Linked DNA regions of Homo sapiens: region 2 is linked to region 1. A link is an interaction called in ENCODE POLR2A ChIA-PET data of the cell type or tissue named here. Cell type or tissue: IMR-90. All regions are shown on one strand. Links, peaks and the distances in the headings refer to the core of each region. The heading gives the core; the rest is flanking DNA. Region 1 overlaps ATP2A2 (ATPase sarcoplasmic/endoplasmic reticulum Ca2+ transporting 2). Region 2 overlaps IFT81 (intraflagellar transport 81).

The links. ChIA-PET counts read pairs that join two places held together with the same protein. Peaks named below come from ENCODE experiments on the same cell type or tissue, not always from the same donor. Only the 100,000 strongest peaks of a DNase experiment are listed, where the experiment ranks them.
Region 2: POLR2A ChIA-PET joins it to region 1 with 19 read pairs; 2 of 35 experiments call an interaction of 5 or more read pairs at or near these places.

The regions. Positions count from the first base shown.
Region 1 is chr12:110,304,029-110,315,502 of GRCh38, reverse strand. All of the region lies in intron 5 of ATP2A2 (ATPase sarcoplasmic/endoplasmic reticulum Ca2+ transporting 2), which reads right to left. Among named protein-coding and RNA genes, the nearest start is that of ATP2A2, 29 kb to the right of the region's middle. RefSeq lists an enhancer at 791-870. In IMR-90, for the core only: no CTCF peak of the experiment used is centred there; a DNase peak (open chromatin) is centred at 2,342; H3K27ac peaks cover 1,988 bases.
Region 2 is chr12:110,131,330-110,140,179 of GRCh38, reverse strand. IFT81 (intraflagellar transport 81) reads right to left here. Exons shown (of 19, transcript NM_014055.4): 5 at 7,544-7,633; 6 at 5,167-5,232; 7 at 4,743-4,853; 8 at 3,320-3,404. Among named protein-coding and RNA genes, the nearest start is that of IFT81, 11 kb to the right of the region's middle. In IMR-90, for the core only: no CTCF peak of the experiment used is centred there; a DNase peak (open chromatin) is centred at 4,999; H3K27ac peaks cover 755 bases.

The sequences.
Region 1 (11,474 bases), core at 1,927-9,926:
TGGTGATAAATCAGATTTCTATGTGGCTCCAAATTAAAAAAGCTAACATACACAACAGACAAAATATATTTTAGCTCATAAGGAATATTTTATAATGAACTGACTAAAAAAATGACACTGATCATTAAGCAAGTTTCCAGTTACTAGAGTTATGGGGGTAGAAAGGTAACCAATTCATTAGATGTTGCAAAGGCAACCATGCACTAAGCAATGTTAGAGTACTCCAGCCTACCTACCAACAGAGATTTTTATCACAAAAGAAAAATGCACGTTTAAAAGGTCAAACACCATTCTTCTTCCCCTCTTTCAACAGATATATATACAGTTAACAGTATATTGCCGGGCGCGATGGCTCACGCCTGTAATCCCAGCACTCTGGAAGGCTGAGGCAGGCGGATCACAAGGTCAGGAGAACGAGATCATCCTGGCTAACATGGTGAAACCCCGTCTCTACTAAAAATACAAAAAATTAGCCGGGCATGGTGGCGGGTGCCTGTGGTCCCAGCTACTTGGGAGGCTGAGGCAGGAGAATGGCATGAACCCAGGAGGCGGAGCTTGCAGTGAGCTGAGATCATGCCACTGCACTCCAGCCTGGGCGACAGAGCGAGACTCCATTTCCAAAAAAAAAAAAAAAAAGTGTATCTTCTGGATTTTCTGGACATCTCTTTATGTACAACATTCACTAAAACAATATTAGACCTTTTATATTTATACATACCTGTCTCATTTTAAAAAGTGGCTGTATAGTAATAATAAGCAATGAAATTTTGAGACTATTATTTCTAGACCAGGTACTGCTGGAACAGCTTCACAGGTTACTAATTCAATCTTCACAACTCTAAGGAGGGATCTATTATCTTTACTCCCTCCCTGTTTATAGATGAGGAAAATGAGACACTAAAAGGTACTTGTTCAAGGCCACAGTATTTCACAACCATACCATGAACTAAATGAATCATCCTCTATTTTTATGGCTATCTAGTTATTTCTAACATTTCCTTTTACGGTGTTACAGGGTTAACATCTTCGTCTGTTATCTTTTACTTTTGCATACAAATGTATACTCCCACCAAGTTTATGTCCCTCCTGTTTCCCCATTCTCTCAATCTTGTATTTTTCTGGCACTGATAATGCCAAGCCCTTTGTTTTACTTTTTTTTTTTTTTTCTTTTTTTGAGACAGAGTTTCACTCTTGCTGCCCAGGCTGGAGTGCAATGGCACGATATCAGCTCAGCACAAACTCTGCCTCCTGGGTTCAAGTGATTCTCTTGCCTCAGCCTCCCAAGTAGTTGGGATTACAGGCAAGCGCTACCATGCCCAGCTAATTTTGAATTTTTAGTAGAGACAGCGTTTCTCCATGTTGGTCAGGCTAGTCTCGAACTCCTGACCTCAGGTGATCTGCCCGCCTCGGCCTCCAAAGTGCTGGGATTACAGGCATGAGCCAGTGTACCCGGCCACCAAGCCCTTGGTTTTCAAAAGTTCCATTATCGGCCGGGCACAGTGGCTCATGCCTGTAATCCCAACACTTTGGGAGGCTGACGGTGGGTGGATCTCTTGAGGTCAGGAGTTCAAGACCAGCCTGGCCAACATGGTGAAACCCCGTCTCTACTAAAAAAAAAATACAAAATAGCCAGGTGGGGTGGTGCACACCTGTAATTCCAGCTAATGGGAAAGCTGAGGCAGAAGAATCGCTTGAACCCAGGAGGCAGAGGTTCCAGTGGTCCAAGATTGCACCACTGCTCTCCAGCCTGGGTGACAGAGCCGAGACTTTGTCTCAAAAAAAAAAAAAAAAAAAAAAGTTCCATTATCTTTTAATATAAAAGTTGGTCACAGTTAAATCTGCCCATCTAGGTGGTTTGGTGTTAATGCTTAGGAAAGGTGGTTCCCATGGCCAGCAGCGGTGGCTCACACCTGTAATCCCAGCACTTTGGGAGGCCAAGGCAGATGAAGCACTTGAGGTCAGGAGTTTGAGACCAGCCTGGCTAACATGGTGAAACCCCATCTCTACTAAAATATACAAAAAATTAGCCGGACATTGTGGTGGGTGCCTGTAGTCACAGCTAACGGGGAGGCTGAGGCAGGAGAATGGCGTGAACCCAGGAGGCGGAGCTTGCAGTGAGCCGAGATCATTCCACTGCACTCCAGCCTGGGCGACAGAGCGACTCCGTATCAAAAAAAAAAAAAAAAAAAAAAGGAAAGGTGGTTCCCAAACCACATGGTTTCTTCTCCTTTTTCCAAAATCTTCATCTCAGTAGCAAGAATGAAAAGGTTGGCACTTCCTGGTACTGTGACTACCACTGAATCATGGGGAGTAGAGAGGAGGTGATTACAGGAAATCAGGAAGGAAATGCCAGCCCCATGAAATCAGGTCAGGCTTCAAGATCAACTGGCCTATCATGGTCTGATGGTTGAGGAGAACTCTCATTTCTCACAGTTCTTAATGTCTTAGCTATTCTGACAGTGCTCAGGGGCTCTCAAACTCAAAAACTCTCTATGCTGATTTTTGTTTTAGACTATTTTGCTCTTCTGCTTATCCGTTTTCTAGAGTAATAATTTATACCTTGGCTTTGGAAACAGAGGTATAGCTTCCAGGATTTACAGAACAACTAAAGCAATTTTTCTTTTTTGTTTTGTTTTCTTTTTTTTTTTTTTTTGCAACAGAGTCTCGCTCTGTCCCTCAGGGTGGAATGCAGTTGTGCAATCTAGGCTCATTGCAGCTTCCATCTCCTGGGTTTAGGCGATTCTCGTGCCTCAGCCACCCAAGTAGCTAGGATTACAGGCATCCACCACCACACCCGGGTAATTTTTGTATTTTTAGTGAAGATGGGATTTCACAGTGTTGGCCAGGCTGGTCTCGAACTCCTGGGCTCAAATGATCCGCCTGCCTTGGCCTCCTAAATTGCTGGGATTACAGGCATGAGCCACCATGCCCGGCCTGTACTTCAGTTTTCAAAACTAAATAGCTAGAATCCTGAGGTGGACTTTCTGAGGAGGAGGACAAATGAACCTCCTGAAGTTGCACACAAGATTTTCAATATATGTTTTTGGGGAAGAAAGTCCATAAATTTCATTAATTCTCAAAGGGACTGTGATCTAGAAATGATTAAGATCTGCTCTAGAGCCTTGCTACTCAAATTATTGACCTGGGAGCTTATTAGAAATGCAGAATAATCAGGCCCCATTTCAGACTGAACCAATCAAAACATACATTTTAACAACATCCCCAGGTAATTCCTGCACACATGAAGTTAGAGAAACATTGATCTAAGCAGTGTGCAAAATCTTAAGGCTCCCCACCCCCCGAACTTTTTTTGGGAGACAGAGTTTTACTCTGTCTCACTCTGTCACCCAGGCTGGAGCATACTGGCACGATCTGAGCTCACTGCAGCCCTGACCTCCCAGGCTCAACTGATCCTCCCACCTCAGCCTCCCGAGAAGCAGGGACTACAGGAGCACGTCAACATGCCCAGCAAATTTTCATTTTTTATTTTTTTAGAGACGGGGTCTTTCCATGTTGCCCAGGCTGGTCTCAAACTCCTGAGCTCAAGTGAACCTCGTCTCAGCCTCCCAAAGTGCTGGCATGAGCCATGGCTCCCAGCCTCACTATGCAAGTTTTTAAAACTTTTTTTGTAAAGACAAGGTCTCAATATGTTGCCCAGGCTGGTCTCAAACTCCTGGGCTCAAGTGATCCTCCTGCCATGGCCTCCCAAAATGCTAGGATTGCAGGGATAAGCCACTGCACCCAGCCAACACCTTTTTTTTTTTTTTTTTAAACAATTCTCTTTTCATATTTTACAAAAGACTTTGGTACAGAGATTGTTGTGGCCCACAAAACCCAAAATATTAGCTGGACGCTATAGCTCACACTTATAATCCCAGCGTTTTTTTTTTTTTTTTTTTTTTTTTTTGAGATGGAGTCTCGCTCTGTCCCCCAGGCTGGAGTGCAGTGGCGCGATCTTGGCTCACTGCAACCTCTGCCCCCTGGGTTCAAGTAATTCTCCTGCCTCGGCCTACCGAGTAGCTGGGATTACGGGTTACGGGTGCCTGCCACTGCACCCGGCTAATTTTTGTATTTTTAGTAGAGACGGGGGTTTCACCATCTTGGCCAGGCTGGTCTTGAACTCCTGATCTTGTGATCCACCCGCCTCCGCCTCCCAAAGACCTGGGATTACAGGCTAAGGCAGGAGGATCACTTGAGGCCAGGAGTTCAAGACCAGCCTGAGTGACACAGTGAGACCTCATGTCTATAAACAAACGAACCAACCAACCAACCCACAAAGATAGTATGCCAACTCCTCTGCTCTACAGCAGACTGACTACTCTGTTTTGTGTTAAAGAGCATTTAATGTTTGCTAAATGTTTAAAGCCAGTCAATTCCAACCCCAACAGCTTTCTAAAAGCAAAAAAAAGTCCACATGGACTCATGGCCATACTATCTAAATCACACTTTTTAGAGCAAGAAAGCTCCTTGAAACAGTACTCCAATTACCTAATTCTGCAGAGGTTAATGTACATAGTCCAATGTCATGCAGAACTAGGATCATAATCCAGGTTCTTATATGAATCCACTCATCTATTTCACAACTCTGCCTTTTACTCAACTGCTTCAAAAGCAGTTTATACCTGCTACTAAATCTCAGTACTGCATGTTAACTGTCTGAAGTAAAAGTTTCCTTCCTTTAAATTGAAAGTTTTCTTCCTTTAAATTGCTGTCAAGTTTAAGAATTATTCTTTTTATTCCCGAGTAAATCTTGAAATTGCTGGCACCCTGTTGGCTATTAAGTCTTCATTTTAGGAAATAAAATTATCAATTTCTGTACAAGTGCTAAAGCAAATGCAATTTTAAGATTGTGTTGCTTCCACTACTTAAATCTTAAAAGATGATTCGCTCCAGAGTATATACTACAAGACAGAAGTCATCTGAGAATATTTATTTCCTGGTGCTATTCATCAACCCTGGGTTACCAAGATACATAAAGTTTGTTTTAAACAACCCTGAAAACAGTGTTCTTAAGAAGTCAATAAATAACCCCTGCGGCATATACTAGAAGCCCCAAAATTCTAAAACTAAGACTTCTAGCTGGGAATGGTGGCTCATGCCTGTAATCCCAGCACTTTGGGAGGCCAAGGGAAGAGGATCCCTTGAGCCCAGGAGTTTGAGACTAGGCTGGGTAATACAGGGAGACCTTGTCTCAAAAAAACATCCCACAAAACCATGGCCGGGCACGGTGGTTCATGCCTGTAATCCCAGCACTTTGGGAGGCCAAGGGAGGCAGATCACTTGAGGTCAGGAGTTCGAGACCAGCCTGGCCAACATGGTAAAATCCCGTCTCTACTTTAAAAAAAAAAAAGGAAAAAGAAAAAAAGAAAACAGAAATGACTTAGGCTATTATAGCTTGATTCACTTTCATGTCAGCAGATAATACAGAAAGCTTAAAAACAATGACGTTCATTTCTTATAAGATTATGTACAACTTCACTACTTTTGGTTTCCATCCATCCGGAGAAATATTTTCTTGGCCTTAAGATAATGTAGAATTACTGTGGCTTCTTAAGAGGTGAACATGTGGGTCACTTTCTCTTTTTTTTTTTTTTGAGTCAGGGTCTCACTCTGTTGCCCACGCTGGAGTGCAGTGGCTTAATTTCAGCTCACTGCCACAGCCTCGACCTCCTGGGCTCAGGTGATCCTCCCACCTCAGCTTTTCAAGTCGTTGGGACTACAGGTACGCACCACCACGCCTAGCTAATTTTTGTATTTTTTGTAGGGATGGGGTTTTACTATGTTGCCCAGGCTGGTCTCAAACTCCTGGACTCAAGTGATCTGCATGCCTTGGCCTCCCCCAAAAGTGCTGAGATTACAGGCATGAGCCACTGAGCACAGCCTATGTGCGGGTTATTTTCTCCATGTTTTTATTTGCCATATCAATTTCATTTGGCTCTTGTGTTCTAGATACTTAAGACTCACATTAGCATTTGCTATGTATGCTTACCCAGTTTCTCTTTGGAATGATTAGCTGGTATAGCAACATATAAAATTTAGTTTCCTGGCTGGGCATGGTGGCTCACACCTGTAATTCCAGCACTTTGGGAGGCTGAGGCGGGCGGATCACTTGAGGCCAGGAGTTCGAGACCAGCCTGGCCAACATGGTGAAACCCTGTCTCTACTAAAAATACAAAAATTAGCCGGGTGTGGTGGCGGGCACTTGTAATCCCTGCTACTAGGGAGGCTGAGGCAGGAGAATCGCTTGAACCCAGGAGGCGGAGGTTGCAGTGAGCTGAGATCACGCCCTTGCACTCCTGCCTGGGCGACAGAGTGAGATTCCATCTCAAAAAAAAAAAAAAAAAAAAAAAAAAAAAAAAAAATTAGTTTCCTTAAACTCTCTCTCCATATCTCCCTCAAAAAACCACCTATTCCAGCTTAGTCTTTGAAAAGTTCAGCCAGAACCATCCTACCAGATATCTTCCAAAAGCTGACAAAGAATTTTAAAGTCAGGAGATGACCCTTACATTCCAAACAGTGACTACAAAAAGGTCTGTTCCTTTCTGCAAATATCAAAATCGTTAAGTCAGTACTTTTTTATTTTCAGCTTCGAATTAGTTTACAACACTCTCCAGTTTTCCAACACATCTGAAAAACCCCTTCACATCCAATTTCATAATGTAAATGAAAATATAAAAGTCACCATGTCTAAAAGCACAATTTATGCCATTTAATCTTTCAGGCTACGCAAATAGTACCTTCGACTGACAAGAAAAAATTCAGAATTAAAGTTCACTCTATAGTTTTCACAAAACTGAATTATCAGGCTAAATGCTAGATTGCACAGTCAATTTGATTACTAATTCTAAAAGAGGTGGAAGTTTAAAAGGCTCAACGTGTATAGTCTTAATAAAATAAATACCTATTTATCTGGCCCAGGTTATACAGTCACGGTATGCTTTTCCAAAATGTTCCATATAATAGTTGCAAATGCCTTAGAATTATATCTTACCCAATTCAATGACCTGCTGGTCCTAGTAACCCAGCAAACTATCATTTCTGATTTGCATATAAGTTTACAAACACCATGAAAGGTCACCAGAGTATACTGACAACCTAAATATTACAGCTGTAACTAGGCTTCCTCAACATGATAAAGGGCACCCGCCTATGAGACCCACACCTATGTCACACTTCACTGTGAAGGACTGGATGCTTTCCCCTACGATCAGTAAGACAAGGATGTCTGCTCTTGGTACTTCAACGTTGTATTGGAGATTCTAACCAGGGCAATTAGGCAAGAAATAAAGGGCATCCAGACTAGAAAGAAGTAAAAACATTTTCATTTGCAAATGCATGATCTTGTATATAGAAAATCTTAAGGAACCCATAAAAACTATTAAAACTAACTAATGAGTTCAGCAAGATGGCAAACTACAAGATCAATACGTAAAAAACTATTTCTACACGCTAGCAAAGAACAATCTGAAAATGAAATTGAAAAAAGAATTCCTAACTCAAGGCAAATTAAAGACTTAAATGTAAGGCCTCAAACTGTAAATATCCTAGAAGAAAACCTAGGAAATACTCTTCTCAACACTGCCCTAAGCAAAGAATTTATGACTAAGCCTCAAAAGCAAATGCAACAAATAACTTGACAATTGGGACCTAGTTAAACGAAAGAGTTTCTGCACAGCAGAAGAAATCTATCAACAGAGTAAACTGACAACCTACAGAATTGGAGAAAATAATTGCAAACTATGCACTCAACAAAGGACTAATATCCAGAATCTATAAGGAACTTAAATCCACACACAAACACACACACAAAATCACTGTTGAAAAGTGGGCAAAGGGTATGAAAAGACACTTCTCAAAAGACAACAATCAAGTAGTCAACATAGGAAAAAATGCTCAACATCACTAGTAGAGAGATGCAAATCAAAACCACAATGAGATGTCATCTCACACCAGTCAGAGTGACTATTATTGCTGGGCACGGTGGCTCACGCTTGTAATCCCAGCACTTTGGGAAGCTGAGGTGGGAGGATCACTGGAGCCCAGGAATTCAACTACTAGCCAGGGCAACATAGTAAGACCTCATCTCTACGAAAAAATTTAAAAATGAGCCTGTCATAGTGGTGTGTGCCTACAGTCCCAGCTAACCTGGAAGGCTCAGGTGGGAGGGTCACTAGAGCCTGGAAAGCCATGGCTCAATGAGCTATAATCATGCCACTGTGTTCCAGCCTGGGCAACAGACTGAGATCCTGCCTCAAAAAAAAAGAAAAAAAAAAAAAAAAAGGTGGTGGGGCTGGGGGGAACACTTATACACTGCTGGCAAGAATGTAAACTAGTTCAGCCCCCGTGGAAAGCTGTTTGGAGATTTCTCAAGAAACTAAAAACAGAATGACCATTCAACCCAGCGATCCCATTACTGGGTATATATCCCAAGAAAAAGAAATTGTGGCCGGGCGTGGTGGCTCACACCTGTAATCTCAGCACTTTCGGAGGCCAAGGTGGGTGAATCACTTGAGCCCAGGAATTCGAGACCAGCCTGGGCAACATGGTGAGACCTTATCTGTACGAAAAATACAAAAATTAGTTGGGCGTGGTGGGCATCTGTAGTTCCAGCTACAAGGAGGCTGAGGTGGGAGGATGGCCTGAACTCACAAGGAGGCTGAAGTGGGAGGATGGCTTGAGCTTGGGAGGTGGAGGTTGCACTGAGCCAAAATCGCACCACTGCACTCCAGCCTGGGCGACAGAGTGAGACCCTATCTCAAAAATAAATGTGGTATATATACACCATGTGATACTACGCAGCCATGCAAAAGAATGAAATCATGTCTTTTCCAGCAAAATGGATGCAGCCAGAGACTATTATCCTAAGTGAGTTAACCCAGAAAACCAAATACTGTCTGTTCTCACTTGTAAGTAGGAGCTAAACACTGAGTACACATAGCCATTAAGATGGGAACAATAAACACTGGGCACTCCAAAAAGTGGGAGGGAAAGAGGGGCGAGGGCTGAAAAACTATCTGTGAAGTACTATACTCATCATCTATACTCATCATCTGGATGACAGGATCAGCAGAAGCCCAAACCTCAGCATCACACATTAAATCCACATAACAAACCTGCACATGTACCTTGAATCTAAAAATTTTAATTAAAAATAAATATCACTAGGCCGGGCGCGGTGGCTCACGCCTGTAATCCCAGTACTTTGGGAGGCCAAGGCGGGTGGATCACGAGGTCAGGAGATCGAGACCATCCTGGCTAACATGGTGAAACCCTGTCTCTACTAAAAATACAAAAACATTAGCTGGGCATGGTGGCAGGCGCCTCTGGTCCCAGCTACTGGGGAGGCTGAGGCAGGAGAATGGCGTGAACCCGAGAGGCGGAGCTTGCAGTGAGCAGAGATCGTGCCACTGCACTCCAGCCTGTCATAGCGGTGAAAGAGCGAGACTCCGTCTCAAAAATAAATAAATAAATAAATATCACCAATAGGCCAATTTCAAGTTACAAAAAATTATTCCAATTACAAATATTCCCCCCGCCAAAAATGCAATAACAAAAGAAGCACAAGACTTGAACACTGACAACCAGTGTTGAAAGAAATGACAGACCTTAAAAAAAAAAAACAAAAAAAAAACAGACATCCCTATGCTCATGGATCCAAAGACTTGATATTACGACCATATTTCCCAAACTCATCTATAGATACAACACAATTCTTACTGAAAATACCAGCTTGCTTTCTGCAGAAATTGACAAGCAACTCTTAAAAATTTATATGTAAATGTAAGGAACCCAGAATGCCCAAAATTATCTTGAACAAAGTTACACTCCCAAGTTCCCAATTTCAAAAAATACAAAACGACAGCTAGCTATCAAGACAGTATGGTACTGACCTAAAGACAGAGATCAATGGAGTAAGAATAGAGTCTAGAAATACATTCTTGCATTTGTAAATTAATTTTTCACAAAGGTTGCAGGACAAATTAGTGAAGAAATCTTTTCAACAAATGGTGCTGAGACAACTAAATATCCACATGCAAAAGAAAGCAGCTGGATCTCCTACCTCACACCATAGTTTTTGCTGTTGTTGCTGTTTTTAAAGAGGCAAGGTCTTGCTTTGTTGCCTAGGGTGGAGGACAGTGGCAGGATCATAGTAGCTCACTGCAGCCTCCACTCTTGGGCTCAAGTCATCTTCGTACCTCTGCCTCCTGAGTAGTGAGACTACAGGCCTGTACCACCTTGCCTGGCTAATTTAAAAGTGTTTTTTTCCTAGGCTGGGCATGGTGGCTCTTGCCTATAATCGCAGCACTTTGAGAGGCTGAGGCAGGCGGATCATTTGAAGTCAGGAGTTCAAGACCAGCCTGGCCAAAACGGTGAAACCCCGTTTCTACTAAAAATACAAAAATTAGCTGAGTGTGGTGGTGTGCACCTGTAATCCCAGCTACTCGGGAGACTGAGGCGGGAGAATCGCTTGAACCCAGGAGGCGGAGGTTGCACTGAGCCGAGATCATGCCACTCGCTGCACTCCAGCCTGGACAACAGAGCAAGACTCCGTCTCAAAAAGAAAAAAAAAAGTGGTTTTTCCTGCCTCAGCCTCCCAAAGTGCTGGGATCATATAGGTATGAGCCACGACGCCTGGATCATATATACTGGCTAATATATAAAGTCTTTGTGACCTTCAATTGGCAACAGTTTCTTAGACATCACACCAAAAGCACAAGCAACAACAATGTATAAGTGGACTTTATCATATTAAAAACTTGTATGTTACAAAGTATGCCATCAAGAAAGTGAAAAAAAGGAATCCCTATAGAATGGGGAAAAAATTTTGCTAATCACACCTCATAAGGCAGGATATGTAAAGAATTCTTATACCTCAACATTAAAAAGACAAATAACCTAATTTAAACAGGCATTTCTCCAAAGAAAACACACCGATGGACAATAGCCACATGAAAAGATGCCCAACATCATTAAGAAATTAGGGAAACGGACGTCAAAACCACAATGATACTCACTTCCTGGGTAAAACTTTAAAACGATAGACAATGACATGTCTTGACAAGGATGTAGAGAAACTGGAACTTGTATACATTGTTGGTGGGAATGTAGAACAATATCACCACCATTCTGAAAGACAGTTTGGTAGCTGCTCAAAATGTTAAGTATAGAGTCACTATAGGCCCCATAATTCCATGCTTAGGTACATACCTAACAGAGAGAAAATGTTATGTTCACACAAAAATTAGTACAAGCATGTATGTACAAGTTATAGCACTATTCATTACTCATAATAGACCAAAACTGGAAACAACCCAAATGTCCATCAACTAATAAACATTATTCAGCAGTAAGGAATGAAATACATGCTATATTCATGAACGAAATGTAACACTATGCTAAGAGAAAGCCAGTCACCAAGATTGACTCCATTTATATGCAATATCCAGAAAAACAGACAGTAATCCACAAAACAG
Region 2 (8,850 bases), core at 1-8,000, 170 kb after region 1:
CATGTATACTTATGTAGCAAACCTGCATATTCAGCACATGTAACCCAAAACTTAAAGTAAAATTAAAAAAAAAAATTTAATACATTTTAAATATGTGCTACTTATTTATTTATTGAGACAAAGTCTTACTCTGTCACCTAGGCTGGAGTGCAGTGGCACAATCATAGCTCACTTTAACCTCAAACTCTTGGGCTCAAGTGATCTTCCTGCCTCAGGCTCCTGGACAGCTAGGACTATCGGCATGTACCACCATGCCCAGCTAATTTTTTATTTTTTATTTTATTTTATTTTATTTTATTTTATTTTATTTTATATTTTATTTTATTTTATTTATTTTATTTTATTTTATTTTATTTTATTTATTTTATTTTATTTTATTGTATGTATGTATGTATGTGTTTATTTTGAGATGGAGTCTCACTCTGTCGCCCAGGCTGGAGTGCAGTGGCGTGATCTCAGCTCACTGCAAGCTCTGCCTCCCGGGTTCATGCCATTCTCCTGCCTCAGCCTCCTAAGTAGCTGGGACTACAGGCACCCGCCACCATGCCCGGCTAATTTTTTATATTTTTTTAGTAGAGACAGGGTTTCACCATGTTAGCCAGGATGGTCTCGCTCTCCTGACCTTGTGATCCACCCGCCTTGGCCTCCCAAATAATTTTTTATTTTTTGTAGAGATAGATTCTTGCTATGTTGCCCAGGCTGGTCTCAAACTCCTGGGCTCAAGTGATCCTCTTACCTTGGCCTCCCAAAGGAGTATGATTATAGGTGTGAGTCGCTGAACCATACCAAATACATGCAGCTTTTTCTTTTCTTTTTTCCTTTTCTTTTTTTTTTTTTTTTTTTGAGACAGAGTCTCCCTCTGTTGCCCAGGCTGGAGTGCAGTGGCACAATCTCAGTTCACTGCAACTTCCACCTCCTGAGCTCAAGTGATCCTCCCACCTCAGCCTCCCAAAGTAGCTGGACTACAAGCGTGCACCACCACACCTGGCTAATTTTTGTATTTTTTTGTAGAGACAGGGTTTTGCCATGTTGTCCAGGCTGGTCTTGAACTCCTGGGATCAAGTGATCTGCTCGCCTTTGCCTCCTAAAATGTTGGGATTACAGGTGTGAACCACTGCACCAGGGTTTGTGTGGTTTATTATATGTCGATTTTACCTCAATAAAGCTGTTTAAAACATAAAAACCAAGTTTCCATCAAATTTTAAATTACTCTCTTAAAAAATTTAACTTAGACCTTGAAAAATAGTCATATGTTTCTATGAAAAGTTTTAAAAGCATTATCTTTCAAAATCCTGGGTAAATTAAATACAAGGTCACTAAGATGTCAGCAAACTTTTATATTAAAAACCCTTTGAAAACATCTCACTGATCCTACTATAATCAAATGAGTGTCTTCTTTTATGTAATAAATCTCACAAATGTGTGGAGTATAACAATGATTAGCCTCAGCCGGGCCCAGTGGCTTACGCCTATAATCCTAACACTTTGGGAGGCTGAGGCGGGTGGATCACCTGAGGTCGGGAGTTCAAGACCAGCCTGACCAACATGGAGAAACCCCGTCTCTACTAAAAACACAAAAATTAGCTGGGTGTGGTGGCACACACCTGTAATCCCAGCTACTCCAGAGGCTGAGGCAGGAGAATCGCTTGAACCCGGGAGGCGGAGGCTGCGGTGAGCTAAGATTGCACCACTGCACTCCAGCCTGGGCAACAAGAGTGGAACTCCATCTCAAAAAAAAAAAAAAAATGATTAACCTCAGTGAATGTTTTATAATATAGCTGTTACTCTGCAAAAAGACAAATTATACTGTCATACTAAAAGTACTTTTTGTTATTTAAGTAAACATTAGCTTTTGTAAGCCTTTTTTGTTACTGAAAAGTTAGAGCTTATTAAACTAAATACCTGGATCAATTAAATATGTTTAATCTACCCTTTTCCTAGGCTGTGAACAGATCACTTTCCACTTCCCAGAAAGATGTCAACGAAGTAGGAACTCCTTAACCTCCTGCTCCCTGCTCTTGTAGAATTTCATAGATTACTACAGAAAGATGAATTAACCCTCTATCAGCTATTTACATTGGGATAGTTCTCCAGTACAAATGAGAGCTTTCCACTGCTCTTTCAGTTTGCGTGGTCTTTCTTCTGACAAGCAAAAATGCTTTGTAAAATGCCTAGGATGGATCTGGTGGTGTAATCTGGGCTGTTAGGACAGTTTATCCTCTGTGTTAAGCTAATGTAAGAACAGAGCCAGAGATACCTACGTCATTAGCACTGTTATTCTACAAACCAAAATATGAAAAACACTCGGTTTTAAGGATCCAGCATTCTATTCTTTTTCTTTATAGCCCTGGCTTTAAAACAATGATTCATAATTTTTCCAACCATCATTTTCACAACGTCCATGCTAAGTCCTTTATTTATTTATTTATTTATTTATTTTTCTTGAGACAGAGTCTCAGTCTGTCGCCCAGGCTGCAGTACAATGGCGCGATCTCGGCTCACTGCAACCTCTGCCTTCTAGGTTCAAGCAATTCTCCTGCCGCAGCATCCTGAGTAGCTGAGATTATAGGCACATGACATCATGCCCAGCTAATTTTTTTGTACTTTTAGTAGAAACAGGGTTTCACCATGTTGGCCAGGTTGGTCTCGAACTCCTGACCTCAAGTGATCCACCCGCCTCAGCCTCCTAAAGTGCTGGGATTATAAGTGTGAGCTACCACGCCCAGCCATGCTAAGTCCTTTATACAAGCACAAACCAGACAGCCTCCCTCCACAGTTGTTTTCATTATCTTCACTCTCTGATGTGAAAAACTGGTTAGGAATTGTTTGTTGTTGCTGTTAAGATGGAGTCTCGCTCTGTCGCCCAGGCTGGGCTGCAGTGGCGCGGTCTCGGCTCACTGCAACCTCTGCCTCCCAGATTCAAGTGATTCTCCTGCCTCAGCCCCCTGAGTAGCTGGGATTACAGGCACCCACCACCACGCTCTGCTAATTTTTGTATGTTTAGTAGAGATGGGGTTTCGCCATGTTGGCTAGGCTGGTCTCGAACTCCTGACCTCTCGCCACCTCGGGCTCCCAAAGTGCTGGGATTATAGGCATGAGCCACTGCACCCGGCCATCTGGTTAGGAATTTTTAAAAACATCTGGTGAAAACCCAGGGATGTCTTTATCAGGGCTCTCCTTCTCCAGCTAGGAAATGATGTTCCAAAATGCTGAGACATCACTTGATGATAACTAATTCTCACAAATTGATTTTTTAGGAAGATCGTGATTTAAATTAATATTTTCTAATCATCTATACCATATAATAATTTCCACTTACTTTCAGGCTTTGCATCTGCTGCAGCTTGGCGCATGCTTTTCAGCTGGTTTTGTACTCTTTGCAATCTTTGCACTGCATGAAATAGCTTTAAAATACAATTAAATAGATTACTTGCTTAGTCTACTGAAGCTTACCTCTCACTTAGGCAAGCAATGAAAAATACAAGTTCCATATAATTCTTATGATATAAAAGGAACAAATAATAAGAACTCGGAAAATTCCCATATTAAACCCAAAATGTAACTGGTTCTCTCAATACCTTTTCACATACATTTTTTAAGGAAGTTTTCACAAATTTTTCTTTAGTTATTTACTGAATTTGCGGTTTAAGGAAAAATACTTATCAAAGAAACACACACACCAGATTTTTCTTGTTATACATGGTTTTCTTAAGGCCAAGTAATGTTAACATTGATATAGTGATGTTTCAGAATCACAAACCAACGCCAAGTAACCATTCAGGGCTTAGGCGATGCAGCTTACTGCTGCAGTGAAACTACTTCGATGCCAAGTCAAGTGCCAGCAAAATCAAACATTTAAACTGCTGATTTAGTAGTAAATGAAGCTTATGTGAAATATATTTTAATGTATAAGTCTACTCAGATTTTAAAATAGATTTTTAATAAGTAAAAGTAATAATTTCTTAGCAAATTATTTTTCTTTAAGGCAAAGTTTAAAAACATGGAGTGTAGGTGATTTTGAGCCTTTTCATGACTTATTTGCCATTGTAGTAAACTGCAGAGGGTACTGTGATCACTGGAATAAAAAGAATGGTCTCATAGCCCTGGAATCTAAAAGCATCCTGTAGAGATTCTAGAAGTTTTATTAGCAGTTAATCTTACTGTTAACATTACAATGACTCTTCTGTAATGTTGGAACAACACGAGGTAAGCATAGGCCAAAAGACAGTGTATAGATACAATTCAGAGTATAAAACCCAAAAAGTGGTATTGTTGTTGCCACAAAATATTTATCTTTTTTTTTTTTTTTTTTTCAGACAAAGTCTCACTCTGTTGCCTAAGCTGGAGTGTGGTGGCGTGATCTCAGCTCACCTCAACCTCCACTTCCTGGGTTCAAGTGATTCTCCTGCCTCAGCCTCTGGAGTAGCTGGGACTACAGGCATGTGCCACCATGCCCAGCTAATTTTTATATTTTTAGTACAGACAGGGTTTCACTGTGCTGGCCAGGCTGGTCTTGAACTCCTGACCTCCTGATTCGCCCGCCTCAGCCTCCCAAAGTGCTGGGATTACAGGTGTTAGCCACTGCACCCGGCCTGAAATATTTATCTTAATTAAAAGAGTATTCCATTATGTTAGCAAAAGGAACGTGAACGTCTACAATTTTAAAACTCTTTTCTTTACATTTGGATTATGAGAAGGAACTATTTCCTTCATACTGAGAATATAAACTTTTATGTGGATACCTGATTCTTTTGTTCCTGTTTCTGTTGTGCAAGATATTCTTCTCTCTCTTTTTCAACTCGAAGTTGCCTTGCTATTTTAAGCATCCATTGATGATTCTGAGCTGTCTCAACCTACAGTAAGGGAATAAGTAGTACATGTTACTGTCAGGTTTGAAGAAAAAAATTAGCATGTCATGTGACTCAGACATCCACTTATCATTTCCTTTTGGTAAACAGTACTCCCTAGAGATGACAGTAAAGCTCTAGGCTCCAGGTCCTTGAAAGTGCTGGGCTACTGTCTAGAGAGATTCCCTTTTCGTCAATGTTATTTGAGTCCATCCTCAGATGTACACTCATGCTTGGCTGAATCTTTATTTGCATTCCTAAATCTTTGCAAGTCCTTGGGACTTGGGGCCAAAGTCTTACAGTACTAATTCTGCCTTACCCTTTTCTTCAAATGTTCAACTCTCTTAATGAGCTGATCCTTTTCTTCTTCCATTGCACTGATATCCTAAAAAGTGGCAAAGAAGACCTTATAAGAAAAAGTATTCTCAGTCTGTAGGAAACAGATAAGGTTTTATTTTGATTATGCATCTAACATTTTCATCATTTATAACCACAGCATTAACAACCAAGATCCTCTTTTGGATGAAGGTCATTTCTATTTTTCCCCCAGGGCTTCTTATGCAGGGTAATTTTTTTGGCAGCTTGGTGTTCATCCAGAAATGCAACAAAAACCAGTTATAATGCAGCAAGGTAAAGCTGCCAACCAGCACATTTGTGTTCTGATTCCAAATATGGGCACATGATTTTTGAAAAATTTTCTATAATGGAAAGTGTGCAGGTCTAAATACATGAACAACAGCTGCTGACATCCCATCTGTTCTGTTAAATACCAAGCCATATATTTTGCCAATTTTCCATCAAAATTATTTTTAAGGCTATGGTATTTTCATGACATAAGTTTGTACCTGGTTTTTCCAATGAACCAATTCCGTCTCTGAAAATAAAGACTTCAAAAATAAACTTCCTTCCTGTTAACCAGCTTCATAGTATTTTGTTATAAAAACAAACAAATAAAAAAACTCCTTCCTAAATCTAAAAAACTAATAGCTTAAATATCGCAGTAATAGTAAAGGTAAAATATACACGGTAGTCAGTATTGACAGAATTTGGAAAAATGGGCACTCTTACTCATTACCGATAGCACTGTACTGAAGAACAATATCAAAAGTCTTAAAATATAGCCTGGCCAACATGTTGAAATTTTGTCTCTACTAAAAATACAAAACTAGCCAGGCGTGGTGGCAAGTGCCTGTAATCCCAGCTACTTGGGAGGCTGAGGCAGGAGAATCGCTTGAACCCAGGAGGTGGAGGTTGCAGTGAGCCAAGATTGCGCCATTGCACTCCACCCTGGGTGACAGAGTGAGACTCCGTCTCAAAAAAAAAAATCTTAAAATAAATGTTCATCCCTTCTAGCCCAGTAATTTTATATCTGATGATTTGTCCGAATAAAACATTCATGAAAAGACATCCTCTGTAAAGATTCTCATTAATGCAAGTTACATCTACAATTTGGAAATGACCAAAATGTATGAGGATTGTTAAATAAATCACCACATAATACAATGAAAGTCATTAAAAATCATGCAGAAGAATGTTTAATGACATGAGAAAAAGTCATGAAATGACATTAATTGAAAGAGGCGGATTACAACATTTATCTACAGAATACCAAGAAAAAGATTTAAATATATTTATCAAAATGTCAACCATAGTTGTCTCTGGAGAACGAGATTATGAGTGAATTATTTTTTCTTTTCTTTTTTTTTGAGACAAGTTCTCACTCTGTCACCCAGCTAGAGTGCAGTGGTATGATCATAGCTCACTGCAGCCTTGAACTCCCAGGCTCAAGTGATCCTCCTGCCTCAGCTTCCTGAGTAGCTGGGACTACAGGCGTGCACCACCATGCCTGGCTAATTTGTTTTTTTTTTTTTTTCTGGAGACAGAATCTTGCCATCATGCCCAGGCTGGTCTCAAACTCTTGGGCTCAAATGATCCTCCAGCCTCGGCCACCCAAAGTGTTTGGATTACAGGCATGAGCTACCATGCCTGGCCTACTAAAGTATTCTTGAACATATGCTTTGTAGAAAATTTAGAAAATATGATTAAACAAGAAATAAAGGCTAGGTGCAGCAGTGGCTCATGCCTATAATCCCAGTACTTTGAGAGGCCAAGGTGGGAGGATAGCTTGAGCCCAGGAGGTCAAGACCAACCCGGGCAACATGGCAAAATCCCGTCTCTACAAAAAAATACAAAAATTAGCTGGGCATGGTGGCGCATGCCTGTAGTCCCAGCTACTCAGGAGGCTCAGGCATGTGGATCATTTGAACCTGGGATGTCGAGACTGTAGTGAGCTGTGATCACACCACTGTACTCCAGTCTGAATGACAGAGTGAGACCCTGTCTCAAAAAAAAAAAAAAAAAAGAGAGAGAAAGCTTTAGTAATAATGAATAAATTAAAATATAGACTCTAGGTTCTTGTCATTATTCTGGTTTACTTACAGGACATAATGGAGGAATAGTAGATGGACATATATCACTCTTCTTCCGTACTGTAAGTAACTACTCATCGTGAATTTACCCCAGTCTCATCAATTTCATCAGTAAGGAACTACCAAAGGTCCCCCCACAAAGTAAAATGTGCCATTTGCTATCACTAGTCTCCATATAGTCTTAAGACTCATACTGAATTAATAAAATGCTAAATCCAATATTATTCAAATCCCAAAAAAATTGTTACTATGTTTTCTTTCCTTTACCTTTCTTATTTCTGCTGTAGAAAATCCAGATATCTTGAGCTGCTCATATTCTTTATGCAAAGTTTTAAAGGCTTCCATTAACTCTTCATACTAGAAGAATAAGTTAAGAAATTATAAACTAATAACTAGATCCAGTAGAGTTTTCTTTCTTTCTTTCTTTCTTTTTTTTTTTTTTTTGAGACAGACTCTTGCTCTGTCGCCCAGCCTGGAGTGCAGTGGCACGATCTCGGCTCACTACAACTTCCGCCTCCCAGATTCAAGCGATTCTCCTGCGTCAGCCTCCTGAGTACCTGGGATTACATGCGCGCGCCACCACGCCCGGCTAATTTTTGTATTTTTAGTAGAGACGGGGTTTCACCATGTTCAGGCTGGTCTCGAACTCCTGACCTCATGATCCATCCGCTTTGGCCTCCCAAAGTGCTGGGATTACAGGCGTGAGCCACCGCGCCTAGCCATAGAGTTTTCTTAATCAGGTTATCTATTAACTTACAGCGATTACTTAAGTCATTGTAAGAACAGCATTAAAAACACAAAAACACATCCTTATACATTTATATAGGGTACAAAAAAGTACATCTCTACCATCTTAACACTAAATACTTCTCTATCTTCATTTCTGGTTACTTTCCTGCTTCACACTCTACACTAGCTATGTTGATGTCTGAGTTCCTGAACATTCCATGCTCTCACGTCCAGCTTATACATCTATGACTCCCTCACCCATAACTTAAGCAACTCCTTTTCATCCTTCAAGTCTTCACATAGATTCTACTATTCTCAGAGAAGCCTTCTCTGGCCCTTTATCTATCCTATCAGAGTAGATATCATGTACAATTATAACTGACTATTATAATTTTCTGTCTGTCTCCCTCCATCATATAGTGAGAGCCAAGAGGAAAAGAATCATATTCATTGTGTACACCCTTGTATCCCTAGGGCCTAGCACAGTGCATAACCCATGGAGGTGTTTAATATAAAGTAGTTGAATGGGCCAGGTGAGGTGGCTCACACCTGTAATCCTAGCACTTTGGGATGCTGAGGCAGATGGATCACTTGAGGTCAGGAGTTCGAGACCAGCCTGGCCAACATGGTGAAACCCTGTCTCTACTAAAAATACAAAAAATTAGCTGGGCACAGTGGCGCACACCTATAATCCCAGCTACTCAGGAGCTTGAGGCAGGAGAATTGCTTGAACCTGGGAAGTGGAGGTTGCAGTGAGCCGAGATCACACCACTGCACTCCAGCCTGGGTGACAAAGCGAGACTCTGTCTCAAACAAAAAAAAAGTAATTGAATGAATGAAAAAAA